Regions from separate parts of the Homo sapiens genome. Here region 1 is linked to region 2. Evidence: read pairs that join two places in POLR2A ChIA-PET (ENCODE). Cell type or tissue: Panc1. All regions are shown on one strand. Links, peaks and the distances in the headings refer to the core of each region. The heading gives the core; the rest is flanking DNA.

Region 1 (6,267 bases), core at 1-5,000, 140 kb before region 2:
TTTTGTTACAGATTTTTGCGTCTGTGTTCATCAGGAATACTAGCCTGTAGTTTTTTCATCGTGTCTTTGCCAGATTTTGGTATCAGGATGATAGTGGTTTCGTAGTATGAGTTAGGAAGAAGTCTCTCCTCCTCAATTTTTTTGAATAGTTTCAGTAGAACTGAATACATCTGGTCCAGGACTTTTTTAGTTGGTAGATTTTTTTTTTTTTTTTTGGAGGCGGAGTCTCACTCTGTCACCCAGGCTGGAGTGCAGTGGCACGATCTCAGCTCACTGCAACCTCCACCTCCAGGGTTTAAGCAATTCTCCTGCCTCAGCCTTCCACGTGGATGGAATTACAGGCACACGCCACCAAGCCCACCTAGTTTTGTATTTTTAGTAGAGACGAGGTTTCACCATGTTGGTCAGGCTGGTCTGGAACTCCTGACCTCAGGTGATCCACCTGCCTCAGCCTTCCAAAGTGCTGGGATTAGAGGTGTGAGCCACCATGCCTGGGGCCATATTTTTTTTTTAAATTACTGATTCAATTTCTCCTTATTGATCTGTTCAGGGTTTCAATTAATTTCTGATTCAATCTTGGGAAGTTGTATGTTTCCAGGAATTTATCTATTTCCTCTAGATTTACTAGTTTGTGTGCACAGAGGTATTTTTAAGTCTCTGAGAATCTTTTGTATTTCTGGGGATCAGCTGTGATGTCACCTTTGTCATTTCTGATTCTGCTTATTTGGATCTTCTCTTTTCTGTTAATCTAACTAGCAGTCCATCAATCTTATTTATCTTTTTTTTTGAGACGGAGTCTCGCTCTGTCACCCAGGCTGGAGTGCAGAGGTGCGATCTCGGCTCACTGCAGCCTCTGCCTCCTGGGTTCACGCAATTCTCCTGCCTCAGCCTCCTGAGTAGCTGGGATTACAAGCATGCGCCACCACATTCGACTAATTTTTGTATTTTTAGTAGAGACGGGGTTTCTCCATGTTGGTCAGGCTGGTCTTGAACTCTTGACCTTGTAATCCGCCCACCTCGGCCTCCCAAAGTTCCAGGATTACAGGCATGAGCCACTGCGACTGGCCTTATCTATCTTTTCAAAGAACCAGCTTTTTATTTCATTGATCCTTTGTATTGTTTTTGAGTCTGAATTTCATTTAGTTCTGCTCTGATTTTAGTTATTTCTTTTCTTCAGCTAGTTTTGGGATTAGCTTGTTCTTATTTTTCTAGTTCCTTCAGGTGAAATCTCAAATTGTTAATTTGAAATCTGTCTTCTCGATGTAGGTGTTCAGTGCTATAAACTTTCCTAACAATACCTTTGCTGTACCCCAGAGATTTAGTATGTTGTATCTGTTTTCATTTGTTTCAAATAATTTTTGATTCCTGCCTTAATTTGTTTATCCAAAAGTCATTCAGGAGCAAGTTGTTTAGTTTCTATGTAATTGTGTGGGTTTTTTTTTTTCTTTTTTCTTTTATTTAGCGATGAGGTCTCGCTATGTTGCCCAGAATGGTCTTGAACTCCTGAGTTCAAATGATCCTCCCACTTTGGCCTCCCAAAGTGCTGCGGTTACAGGCATGAGCCACTGTGCCTGGCCAATTGTGTGGTTTTGAGAGTTCTTCCTGGTACTGATTTCTACTTTTATTCCACTGTGACCCAAGAAAATGCTTGGTATGATTTCGACTTTTTTGAATTTATTGAGTCTTTTTTTTTTTTTTTTTTTTTTGAGAGAGTCTCGCTCTGTTGCCCAGGCTGGAGTGCAGTGGCGCGATCTCGGCTCACTGCAAGCTCCGCCTCCCAGGTTCACGCCATTCTCCTGCCTCAGCCTCCCGAGTAGCTGAGACTACAGGCAACTGCCACCACACACCCGGCTAATTTTTTGTATTTTTAGTAGAGACGGGGTTTCACTGTGTTAGCCAGGATGGTCTCGATCTCCTGACCTCGTGATCCACCCGCCTTGGCTTCCCAAAGTGCTGGGATTATCGGCGTAAGCCACCACACCCTGCCGAATTTATTGAGACTTTAATAAAGTCGAGCATAAAGTCTCACATTGCTTTATGGCCAAACACATGATCAATTATTTTTTTTTTTTTTTTTTTTTTTTGTGACAGAGTCCTGCTCTGTTCCCCAGGCTGGAGTGCAGTGGCATGATCTTGGCTCACTGCAACCTCTGCCTCCCGGCTTCAAGTCAGTTCTCCTGCCTCAGGCTCCCGAGTAGCTGGGACTACAGGCGCATGCCGCCACACTCAGCTAATTTTTGTATTTTAGTAGAGACGGGGTTTCACCGTGTTGCCCAGGCTGGTTGCAAACTCCCGAGCTCAGGCAATCTGCCGGCCTCAGCCTCCCAAAGTGCTGGGATTACAGGTGTGAGCCACGGCACCAGGCCCATGTGATCAATCTTAAGAGTATATTCTGGGGGCAGATGAGAATATATATTCTGTGGTTGTTGCGTAGAGAATTATGTAGATGCCTATTAGGTCCAATTGGTCAAGTGTTGAATTTTAAGTACAGAATTTCTTTGTTAGTTTTCTGCCTCTATAATCTGTCTCATGCTGTCAGTGGGGTGTCAAAATCTCCTACCATTGTTGTGTGGCTGTCTAAGCCTTTTCCTAGCTCTAAAAGTACTTGGTTTATGAATCTAGGTGCTCCAATGTTGGGCGCATATATATTTAGGATAGTTAAGTCTTCTTGTTGAATTGAACCATTTATCATCGTGTAATGACCTTTTTGTCCTTTTTTACTGTGGCTGGTTTAAAGTCTCTTTTATCTGATGCAAGAATAGTGACCCCCTGCCCCACTCTTTTTTTTTTTTTATTTGTGTGATAGATTTTTTTCCCTATCCCTTTACTTTGAACCTATGAGTCCTGTTACATGTGAGAGAGGTCTCTTGAAGACAGCAGAAGGCTGGGTCTTGTTTTTAATCCAATTTGCCACTCCAAGTCTTTTAGGTGGGGTGTTTAGGTTGTTTACATTCAAGGTTAATATTGAGACATGAGGCTTTATTCCTAACATGGTGTCATTAGCTGGTTGCTCTGTAGTTTGGATTGTGTAGTTGCTTTACAGGGTCTGTGGGCTATGTGCTTATGTGTATTTTTGTGGTAGCAGGTGTCACCATTCTTTCATTTCCATGTTTAGAACTCTCAAGACTCTCTTGTAGGGCCAGTCTGGTGATAACAAATTCTTTTAGCAGTTGCTTGTCTGGGAAAGATTTTATTTCTTCTTTGCTCATGTAGCTTAGTTTGGCAGGATATGGAATTCTTGGTTAGGATTTTTCTTTTTTATTTTTTTTCTTAAAGAGACTGGGTCTCACTATGGTTTTTTGGTTTTTGTTTTTTTGTTTTGAGACAGAGTCTTGCTGTTGTTGCCCAGGCTGGAGTGCAATGGTGCAATCTCGGCTCACTGAAACCTCTGCCTCCTGGGTTCCAGCAATACTCCTGCCTCAGCCTCCTGAGTAGCTGAGATTATAGGCACCTGCCACCACGCCCGGCTAATTTTTGTATTTTTAGTGGAGATGGGGTTTCACCATGTTGGCCAGGCTGGTCTGGAACTCCTGACCTCAGGTGATCCACTCACCTCAGCCTCCCAAAGTGCTAGGATTACAGGTGTGAGCCACCGCGCCTGGCCTGTTTTTTTGTTTGTTTTTGTTTTAAACAGGATCTTGTTCTGTTGCCCAAGGTGGAATACCGTGGTGAGATGTCAGATCACTGCAACCTCTGCCTCCCAGACTAAAGCGATTCTCTTGCCTCAGCCTCCGGAGTGGCTGGGACTACAGGCGCACACCACCACACCCAGCTAGCTAATTGTTGTATTTTTTGTAGGAACAGGGTTTCATCATGTTGCCCAGACTGGTCTCAAACTCCTGAGTTCAAGCAATCTGCCTACCTTGGCCTCCCAAAGTGCTGGGATTACAGGTGTGAGCCGCCGTGCCCAGCCAGGATTTCTTTTCTTTTCTTTAAGAATGCTAAAAACAGTCCCCCAATCTCTTCTGACTTGTAAAGTTTCTGCTGAGAAGTCTGCTGTTAGCATGATGAGTTATATGACCCTTTCTCTAGCTGTCTTTAAGATTCTTTCTTTTGTATTGACCTTGGAAAGTCTGACGGCTATGTGCTCTGGGGATGATCATCTTGTACAGCAGGAAGAGTCATTCTCACCCTCGATCTTAGCAACCTTAGCATATGATTTTTATTCCCTTGCTTAAATTAATAACTTTTACCTTTTCGCTTTAAGAAAGCACTTTACAGCTTCTCTGGCATATCTGAATTGCTAGCATCATTACACTTGTGCTTTGGGGCCATTAGTAAGATAAAGGTTACTTGAAAACAAGCACTGAGATACAGTGACAGTCCGTGACAACTGAGATGGCTACTAAGTGACTAATGGGTGGGGAGAATTTAAGCATGAATATGCCGCACAAAGCAAGAATTCACATCATGGATGCTACTCAGAATAGTGTGTAATTTAAAACTTATGAATTGTTTATTTCTGGAATTTTCCATTTAATATTTTTAGACTACAGCTGACCATGCGTAATTGAATGTGGAAAGGAAAATTGCAGATATGGGGGGACTACTGTATTAAAAAACTAGGACAGAAAATTCTGTGGCCTGAAAGACTTGATCCTTCAGGAAAATCTGAACATCTTTGCTTTGTAGTTCAAATGTCAGTAGGTTAAGCATACTGCCCTTGAATGTAATTGTTTCTCAAATCTTACAAGAGCTCAGAGATGCAAAGAAAGGAGCCAAGTGTCATGTTAAACAGTGTTTTGAGTAAGAAAACAATTCTATTCACTTTTTTTTTTTTTTTTTTTTTTGAGATGGAGTCTTGCTCTGTTGCCCAGGCTGGAATGCAGTGGCGCAATCTCGGCTCACTGTAAGCTCTGCCTCCCGGGTTCACGCCATTCTCCTGCCTCAGCCTCCCGAGTAGCTGGGACTACAGGCACCCGCCACCACGCCCAGCTAATTTTTTGTATTTTTAGTAGAGACGGGGTTTCACCATGTTAGCCAGGATGGTCTCAATCTCCTGACCTCATGATCTGCCTGCCTGGGCCTCCCAAAGTGCTGGGATTACAGGCGTGAGCCACCGCGCCTGGCCTTCTATTCACATTTAAGGGAGTTTTTAAGGCTAGGCACAGTGGCTCACACCTGTAATCCCAGCACTTTGGGAGGCCAAGGTGGGTGGATCACTAGAGACGAGCCTGGCCAAAATGGTGAAACCCCGTCTTTACTAAAAATACAAAAAAAATTAGCTGGACGTGGTGGTGCACGCCTGTAGTCCGGGTACTCGGGAGGCTGAGGCAGGTGAATCACACTTGACCCCAGTAGATGGAGGTTGCAGTGAGCCGAGATTGTGCCACTGCACTCCAGCCTGGGTGACAGAATAAGACTCTATCTCAATCAATCAATCAATCAATCAATCAATAAAGGAGTTTTCAAATTAGAGTAAGGAATAAGTAATGAATTATATTCACATTTGCTAGCAGATCATAGTCCTGTCAGTTTATAAAAGCTACTGTCTCAGCCTCCCAAGTAGCTGGAACCACAGGTACACACCACCACGCCCAGCTAGTTTTATTTTTTGTAGAGATGGGGTCTCACTACATTGCCCAAGATGGTCTCAAACTCCTGGGCTCAAGCTATCCTCCTGCCTTGGCCTCCCAAAGTGCTGGGATTATAGGTGTAAGCCACTGTGCCCAGCCAGCCGACTACATTTTATGACTTATAAGCTGAATCCTCACAGCAGTCTTGGCAAGACAGGATTGTCACCCCCACTTTGGATGGGAAAACCAAGTCTCAGAGGAGAAAATAATTTGCCAAAGGTGACACAGCTGGCTTGGTGCCTGAGTCCATGCTATTTCTAGTCCATGCTATCTGCCTCATCTCCATTTTAAATACAAGCTACTAGACGCTTCTTAAACACATCTGAACGCAGTACAGTTCCAACAGATGCCCACTAATCTTGTCATTTTCAAACATTCTAGCAGTCCAGATGCCTCCTTGAATAAGCAGACTCCTTGAGGATAGGGCTTGTGTCCTTGTCTCAGGATGTGCCCTGGTCCCAGTAAGACAGACACGGCCATCTCTTAGCAAGAGTGTCAGTCCCTGCCATGTCCACAATGGCAGTCTGGGCCCTTTTACCGCAGTAAGCAAGCACAGGGGTGCCACGCCTCCTCAGAAAAAGCCTTTGCAATGAGGATTCTCACCTCCTCACTCACTGAGCTTGCCCTGCCCCTGCTGCAAGCTGCCACCAGGGCGGCACTCTGCACAGGTTATGAATGACGTGCCCATTGT
Region 2 (7,650 bases), core at 1,309-6,308:
TGGAGAAAAGGAAACAAAAATTTTAGACATTGTTAAAAAAAAATAGAAAAGTAGACCTTTTCTGCTTTTATTATTTAATGTTTAAAGTATTAATAATAGATGCCTATGATTTTTAAAAAGTAAAAGTTTTTCCTCTCCCTCCCAACTGCAGCCTCCAGGTGTACACCCTAGAGGCAAGCTCTGCCAGTGCTGAATCCACAAGCCGTGCTCCCCACAGGGGCTCCCAGCCAAGGACTGAGAGGCCAAGCTGCCCTCCCTCTCAGAGTCTGTCTGTCCCTCTGCCCCTCACCTGGACCCTGCAGTCTGACCCCTCCTTCCCACACTGTCCCGCCTGTCAGCACAGTTCTGCAGTTTCATTTGACCAAGTTAAATCTGACTGGTGCCCAGATCTCACTTTCTCAATATCATCCTCCAGCAAAACAAGTCAGGGTTCTTAGAGAAACAATTGATTCCACGGCTGAGACAGGGAGAATACCAGATGAGCCTGGAGCATCTTGTGCCAGAATGTAAGGAAGGGATCAAAGAAGGATGGGGCATGTCCAAGGACATAGGAGCACGTAGGAGCCAACTAAGGAGCTCCCAGTATCGGGTACAGATCCCAAATCTGGTACAATTTGAGTAAAAATAATTGCAATGAATTATAACCCATAGAATAAGAGAAACATCCAAGAGTTCATACAGATATAAAAATAATGGAATAAATACACATGGAGGAAAGAGTTCTTTTTTACAGTAGAATTCCAATCAATAAATACAGAAAGAGTGATATACAAAGAAAATCACCATTTGCTAAAAACTATGGTAATAACTGTTGCAGCCAGGAATCATCAACCGATGCTAAAATGAGTAGGCAAAAATATGATGAGAAACAGGATATTTACATACTCATAAAGCATCTCCCCCACAGGACATTTATTAATTACAAAGGGAAAATAGCAACTTTCCAGTGGAGAAACTTCAGAGACACCACTTTAACCAAGTGATCCAAGCTACCATGACCAGTAATGAGACATATTATCACCCCGCCCTTGACAGTGTCCTGAGAGGCGCACAGCATCACTTCTTTGGCATTTGTGCCAAAAATGCATATCCTCAATCTAATACTGAGAAAACATCAGACAAATCCAAAGTGAGAAATGTCCTATAAAATAGCTGGCCAGTGTCACAGCGACAAGGAAAGACGGGGGAACTGCCCCACATGGGAGGAGACAAGTGCCATGTTGGATTCTGAATGGGATCCTGGACTGGAAACAGGACATCAGTGGGACCCAGGGGGCAATGGCAGGGAGAGGTGCGGGACCCAGCTGGGACATCTGCTTTCGGGACTCTGCTTTCGTCCCCAGCGGCAATCAAAGATGCACCCCTCTGCCAACCACAGCAGTCTGTGATTAGATGTAATGGAGGCTTCAGGATCAGAATGATCCAGCAACCTGGCTCTGTTTCTCTCTGATTTCCTTAATCACATCCTCTTCTGGGGCTGTCTTTGTTGTCAGGCTGCCTCCTTCCTGATAGCCAAATGGTTCTTGAAGTTTCAGTTCCCATATCTGCTTGCCACTCTGGAGGAGAATGAGGGCTCTTCTGGTAGTTCTTTCCTTAAAGAACAGGAGCACGTTTCTTCCCCAGAAGTCTCCAAACTTATCCTCATATTTCACTGGGCTGAATTTGATTACAAACCCATTCCTGAAGTAAACCTTGGGCCAGGAAATGCCATGCACAAGTTGGCAAATGCAATGGGATCACTCTCTGAAAAATCAGCTTCCCAACCCCCACTCAGGAGCTGCAGGCAAGGGGCTGAGCATGGGTCAGCTTTCCCTGAAGCATGTGTAGACAGGCAGATACCTGAACAAAACTGGGGTGCTAAAACTGGGGTGCTATTAGGAAGGAAGGGGAGAATGGAAGCTGGGTAGGCAACAGTGTCCACAACTCCAAGCAGTGTTCTCTTCTGTAATAATTGCCTTTCCTGGTGGAGTTTCCTGTGGACCAGGAGGATGCCTGCAGCAGGCACGGACTTTCTGTTTCTCCTGACGGCTGTATTTCTTACTCCCAGTGAGCCAAAGGGCACTTTCTTCTTTATACGGCAGGCTCTCAAGAGTTGATTTAGAACAAGCCAGATCAAATGTGGGGGCCCAGATAATGTCAGGTTTCTCTGTCCTGGAGAGAGGGATTCACAGTGGCAACCACCAGCTAGGAGATTTTTCAGGTCCCATGTCCTAGAGGAGGCTCCTCCAGGGCCTTCCAAGCCCCAGGATTCTGAGACCAAATAATGCCCAAAGGCCTACATAATTAAACACGTACACCCAACACATAAGCAATCTTATTTTTGCTGCTTTGTATTGTTCTCCAGCTACATTAGAATCTTCTCCAGGCCAGAGTCCAAGTCCCATCTTAATTACTCTTGGTTTTTGTTATATTTCCCCAGAAAGACCTTAAATGCTCTGGGGGATACGGACTGAAGAGGTGTTGAGAGGTAACTGCATACCTCTCACTTCTCAGGAACTGCCAGTTCCCTGGGCAGAATCAGGACCTGGGACAGACCTGCCTGCTGATGAGATGGCCCCACACCATCTGCAGGCCAGATTTGGTGCTGTGGACAATGTCGGAGGGGACAGTCTACAGGACAGCCAACGGCTTTCAAAAATTCTGATATGATCAACTGGTGACACTACTCAGAAGACTGTGTTAAGAATTCCGAATTGGGGCCGGGCAAGGTGGCTCATGCCTGTAATCCCAGCACTTTGGGAGGCCAAAGCAGGTGGATTGCTTGAGCCTAGGAGTTCGAGACCAGCCTGGGCAACATGGAGAAACCCCATCTCTATTAAAAATAGAAAAATTAGCTGGGTATGGTGGTGTGTGCCACTTAGGAGGCTGAGGTGGGAGGATCACCTGAGCCTGGGATTCAGAGGTTGCAGTGAGCTGAGATCGCGCCACTGCACGCCAGCCCACAGAGTGAGACCCTTCCTCAAAAAAAAAAAAAAGAAGAAGAAGAAGAAAGAAAAGAATTTGAATTGGGTACTAGGCATAGTACCTGGGTGATGAAATAATCTGTACCACAAACCCCCATGATACAAGTTTACCTATATAACAAACCTGCACATACACCGTGAACCTAAAACAAAAGTTTACCAAAAAAAAAAAAAAAAGAAAGAAAAGAAAAGAAAAAGAAAAAAAATTTCAAGACCTAGATCAGAAATCAGCTCCTTGGCCAGGCATACTGGCTCATGCTTGAGCAAGGCAGGAGGATTGCTTGAGCCCAGGAATTTGAGACCAGCCTGGGCAATACTGTGTGACTTCATCTCAAAAAAAAAAAAAAAGGAAAAAAAATTATATATAAAATAAAGCATTCTGAGGCTTCATCCACTCCTCACTCCTCAGAGAAGTACTGAAGCTAGCTAGAGATTTCTGCAGGGTGTGGAATGGGGAGAAAGGCAGCGTGACTGTGTGTCACATTTGTTTCTGACACCTTTTTGTAGGTCTGAAATGCTTTTAAATAAACATTTTTAAGTAATATATACGTGACAAAAATTCAAACAGCAGCAAAGTACAGTGAAAAGTCCTCCCTCATCCCCAGTGCCCTCCCACCCCAGGTAATCACAGTTACCAGGATTCAATGCACATCCAAACACAAACAAACACAAACCATGGTGTGTTTATTGCCCATGGAGGCTCTGTCTCAGGTCCCTGGGAATCATTGGGAGTTGTGGATCCCAGCACTTTGGGAGGCTGAGGCAGGAGGATCGCTTGAGCCCAGGAGTTTTTTGAGACCAGCTTGAACAACATAGTGAGACCCCATCTCTACAAAAAATTAAAAAATTAGCCAGGTGTGGCGGTCCATGCCGGTAGTCCCAGCTACTTGGGAGGCTGAGGCAGGATGATCACTTGCACCTGGGACGTTGAGGCGGCAGTGAGCCGTGTTCGCGCCACTGCACTCCAGCCTGGGTGACACTGCAAGACCCTGTCTCAAAAAAAGTAGTCAAGGAGGCTGAGAGCCAGGAAGCCTCTGGCCAGCAGGTGAGCAGGCCCTTTCCTGCTGCTGTGCATTGTATTTAAGAGAAAAGACAGATACGTCTGATACCTTCAAAGGTGTTCTTCATACAGCAGGTTGCAACCTATTAATAGATCATAAAATCAGTTTAGTGTTTCATCATCATCATCAAAAACCACCACCAACAACAAAAAGACCCAGAACAGATAGTGTAAAGAGTGCATCCCTGCATTCCTGTATAGGGAGAAATATGGTTTTGTGGAACCTTGTTGCGATGTAAAGTGTACTTCTTAAGATAAATACAGGGTTGAGGTTTTTGAAATAAAGTTTGAACAGGACCACCTTAAGCCACAGTGTAGACTTTCCATAGGCCAAAACCTGGATCACCAAGACAGTGTGCCCCAGGCTGCAGGCCACACTCCTGGGAGCCTCAGGCAACCTTGTGCAGGCCTGACTTCGAGACACTCTGAGCATGAGCTGGTTCCTGGGTAGCCTCCCCTCTACCTCTCCCCGCTTGCCCTCCCTCCCTCCTTCTGCTCCTGTCTCTCCTCATCCCCTCCCCGAGTTGCTGCCTCCTCCTCCTCCTCCCCCACCACCTCTCCCCGTCTCCGAGTTGCCTGCCCCGCCCCCTCCTCTTCCCCCTGCCCCTCTCCGCGTCCTTCCCGCCTTCCCCCTCCTCGTCTCCCCCCTCCCCGCCCGCGCCGTCTGCGTCCCTCCCGGGCCCAGACGCGGCGCGGTCAGGGGGCGCTGACTCACAGGCTGACTCAGCTGCAGGCGCGCTGCCAGGCGACGCAGCGGGCGGGTGGCCGGGCGCCGGCGGGCTCGCAGCCGGGCTGCTGGCAACGGTGCCGGCGGAGGTGGGGGCGTGGCGCGGGATGGGCGGCGCGGGCCCTGCCGTGGTACCGCCTGGCAGCGTCCACCCCGCCGCTGGGGCGCCCTGGAGGCTCCTGGCCCTCCGTGGGGCCGTGACACCGGCGCTGCGGGGAGCGGTGGCCTCGCAGAGGCTGGGCATGGGAGGACGGCCGCCCCGGGTAAAGGACAGGGCCCTGGAAACGCGGGTCTGCCGGGAGCAGGGGACAGGAAGGAGACCGCGGCTCTCCCAGTCCTGCTGCCCCGGGCCTCCAGACGGCCAGACTCTCCCCACACCGGCCTGGAGGGGGACGCGCCGACCCCAGCTGGGAGGGGTGGCTGGCTGCGTAGATCCGTTTGGGCCGCCTGCCTGGAAAGGCCCAGGTCCGGGCCTCGTCCTCCTCTTCACACTCTCCCCCGATCTCCAACCACCTTCACCCTCGCCCCCACCACCACCACCCCCAGCTCCTCCTGGCCGCCTGCGGTCCAGCTGAGGCCCGCCTCCTCCAGGAAGTCTTCCTGGAGAGCCTGTCCTGGGTTAGGCCCGCCCAGAGCCACCTGGGGCGACTTATTTCATGGCACCTTCGACCTTGCTCTCTGTCTGTTTTGTGTCTGGCTTCATCACCAAACTGAGCCTCTTGGGGGCAGTGACCGGGTCTTAGGTCTTAGTTGGCCCTTAGGCGCTAGGGCTGAGAAGACTTAGGCGGACAGGAGATGAGACTGTGTATTCGACGACACACTTTAGAGATCCAGCCCGGAACACAGCCATACCAGATTTTAAAAAAAGCCAACATAATATAGCATGTTAAAAATTATTGTAGGCCGGGAGCGGTGGCCCACGCCTGTAATCCCAGCAATTCAGGAGGCTGAGGCCGGAGGATCACTTGAGCTCAGGAGTTTGAGACCAGCCTAGGCAACCAACATAGTGAGACTCCGTCTGTACAAAAATGAAAAAAAATTAGCCGAGCGTGGTGGCCTGCACCTATAGTCCCAGCTACCTCGGGAGGCTGAGGAGGGAGGACCCTTTGAGCCCCAGGAGGTCCAGGCTGCAGTGAGCTGTGATGGTGCCACTGTACTCCAGCCTGTAAGACAAAGGGAGAGACCCTGTCTCTAAAAAATAAAAAATAAATAGTATACACATATGGTGCTTATTTGAAATATACATATTGTGTATTTTTTACCTTCTATATAAATGCTATTATTTAAAGAAAACAATATGATTAGTTCACAGTGGCAATTAGTAATAATAGGACTAATAACAAATAATATGTGTGAGAAAAATATAAAAATAGTTTTATAATGTTTCTTCCTGTCCTGTGATTTAGCAATTTATTTTAAGTCATTATTAGATACTTAAATTTTGTATCAAAATACATAAATGTAAGACTTTTAAAATGGTGAATGTAATATAACAGCAGTATTTAAACAGATATTACTAATATTTAATCAAAAATAACAATGACGGGCTGGGCGTGGTGGCTCATGCCTGTAATCCTAGCACTTTGGGAGGCCGAAGCGGGCCGATCACTTGAGGTCAGGAGTTTGAGACCAGCCTGGCCAACATGGTGAAACCCTGTCTCTACTAAAAAAACAAAAATTAGTCGCCCGTGGTGGCACCCACCTGTAGTCCCAGGTACTCAGCAGGCTGAGGCAAGAGGATTGCTTGAACCTGGGAGGTAGAGGTTGCAGTGAGCCAAGATCACGCCACCGCACTCCAGCCTGGGCAAGAGTGAGACTCCGTCTACAAAAAAAAAGACATTTTGGTCCTATGATATAGTAGGATATTTTGACTCTTTTTATTTCCTTGCCTGCAGCCTTTAGTAGGAAGTTCTTCCTTGATGTAGTGATGAAACTGAATATAGTTAAATGGAAAATCCTTTGACTTGCAGCTCTGCTCTTAGAGAGCCCTCAGTACACTGACTCCTGAGGTCAGTCCAATGTGATGGCCTCAAGCTGCTATCTCAACAAAAGCGTTTGAGAATGGAATACTTAGGATTGTACCTACAAGCAACGGCAGGGTTTTAGATTTGTAGGGATTCGTTTCCAGCTGTCCAAAGATGTCCATTCACTTTGCATCTGCAGGCTGGTTTTGGTAAACCAGCAGTTTGTCATCTTTTGCATCTATCATGTAGGATATCCATGGCTAAGATATCCATCCTTTTTGAACTTTTTTTTTTTTTTTGAGTTGGAGTCTTACTCTGTCGCCCTGGCTGGAGTACAGTGGCGTGATCTCGGCTCACTGCAACCTCAACTACCCAGGTTCAAGTGATCCTCCGGCCTCAGCCTCCCAAGTAGCTGGGAGTACAGGCGCGTGCCACCACGCCTGGCTAATTTTTGTATTTTTAGTAGAGACAGGGTTCGCCATGTTGGCCAGGTTGGTCTCGAACTCCTGACCTCAGCTGATCCACCCACCTCGGCCTCCCAAAGTGCTGGAATTATAGGCGTGAGCAATGGCACCCGGCCCTTTTTGAACATTTCTGAGCACACTGGATGTCACTGTAAGTTAAACCTCTCTCTGTCTCTCTCCTTCTCTGTCTGTGTTTCTCTCAGGAAAAATAGTTTTAAAGCACAAAGATACTTTGAACTTGTGAAGTTGAAGTTGAAGTTGAATTCCAAATAAGTTACAGTTTTAGTAAAGAAGTGAGAAAGTCTTGTTTAAATTGGCTGTCCTTTTCTGGTGACATTTTGGTTTCGTTTCCAAAAAATGAGTCATTTTTCATTATATGAGCTTTGTCAGTACCTACCTATAACATCGACAACTCAGGGACAGTCAGTTCATGCTTTTCCAGAGCCCTTATGGGCTCCTCAAAGATCATCAG

What was found. Peaks named below come from ENCODE experiments on the same cell type or tissue, not always from the same donor. Only the 100,000 strongest peaks of a DNase experiment are listed, where the experiment ranks them.
Region 1: POLR2A ChIA-PET joins it to region 2 with 6 read pairs; 4 of 35 experiments call an interaction of 5 or more read pairs at or near these places.

The regions. Positions count from the first base shown.
Region 1 is chr2:127,264,650-127,270,916 of GRCh38, forward strand. All of the region lies in intron 12 of ERCC3 (ERCC excision repair 3, TFIIH core complex helicase subunit), which reads right to left. Among named protein-coding and RNA genes, the nearest start is that of ERCC3, 26 kb to the right of the region's middle. In Panc1, for the core only: no CTCF peak of the experiment used is centred there; no DNase peak of the experiment used is centred there.
Region 2 is chr2:127,403,396-127,411,045 of GRCh38, forward strand. It overlaps LOC124908047 (translation initiation factor IF-2-like), which reads right to left and starts at 6,959. Exons shown (of 3, transcript XM_047446883.1): 1 at 6,901-6,959; 2 at 4,739-5,364; 3 at 709-4,106. The coding sequence starts at 6,959. The coding sequence ends at 4,075. RefSeq lists a silencer at 4,613-5,052 and an enhancer at 7,430-7,629. In Panc1, for the core only: no CTCF peak of the experiment used is centred there; no DNase peak of the experiment used is centred there; H3K4me3 peaks cover 706 bases; H3K27ac peaks cover 4,511 bases.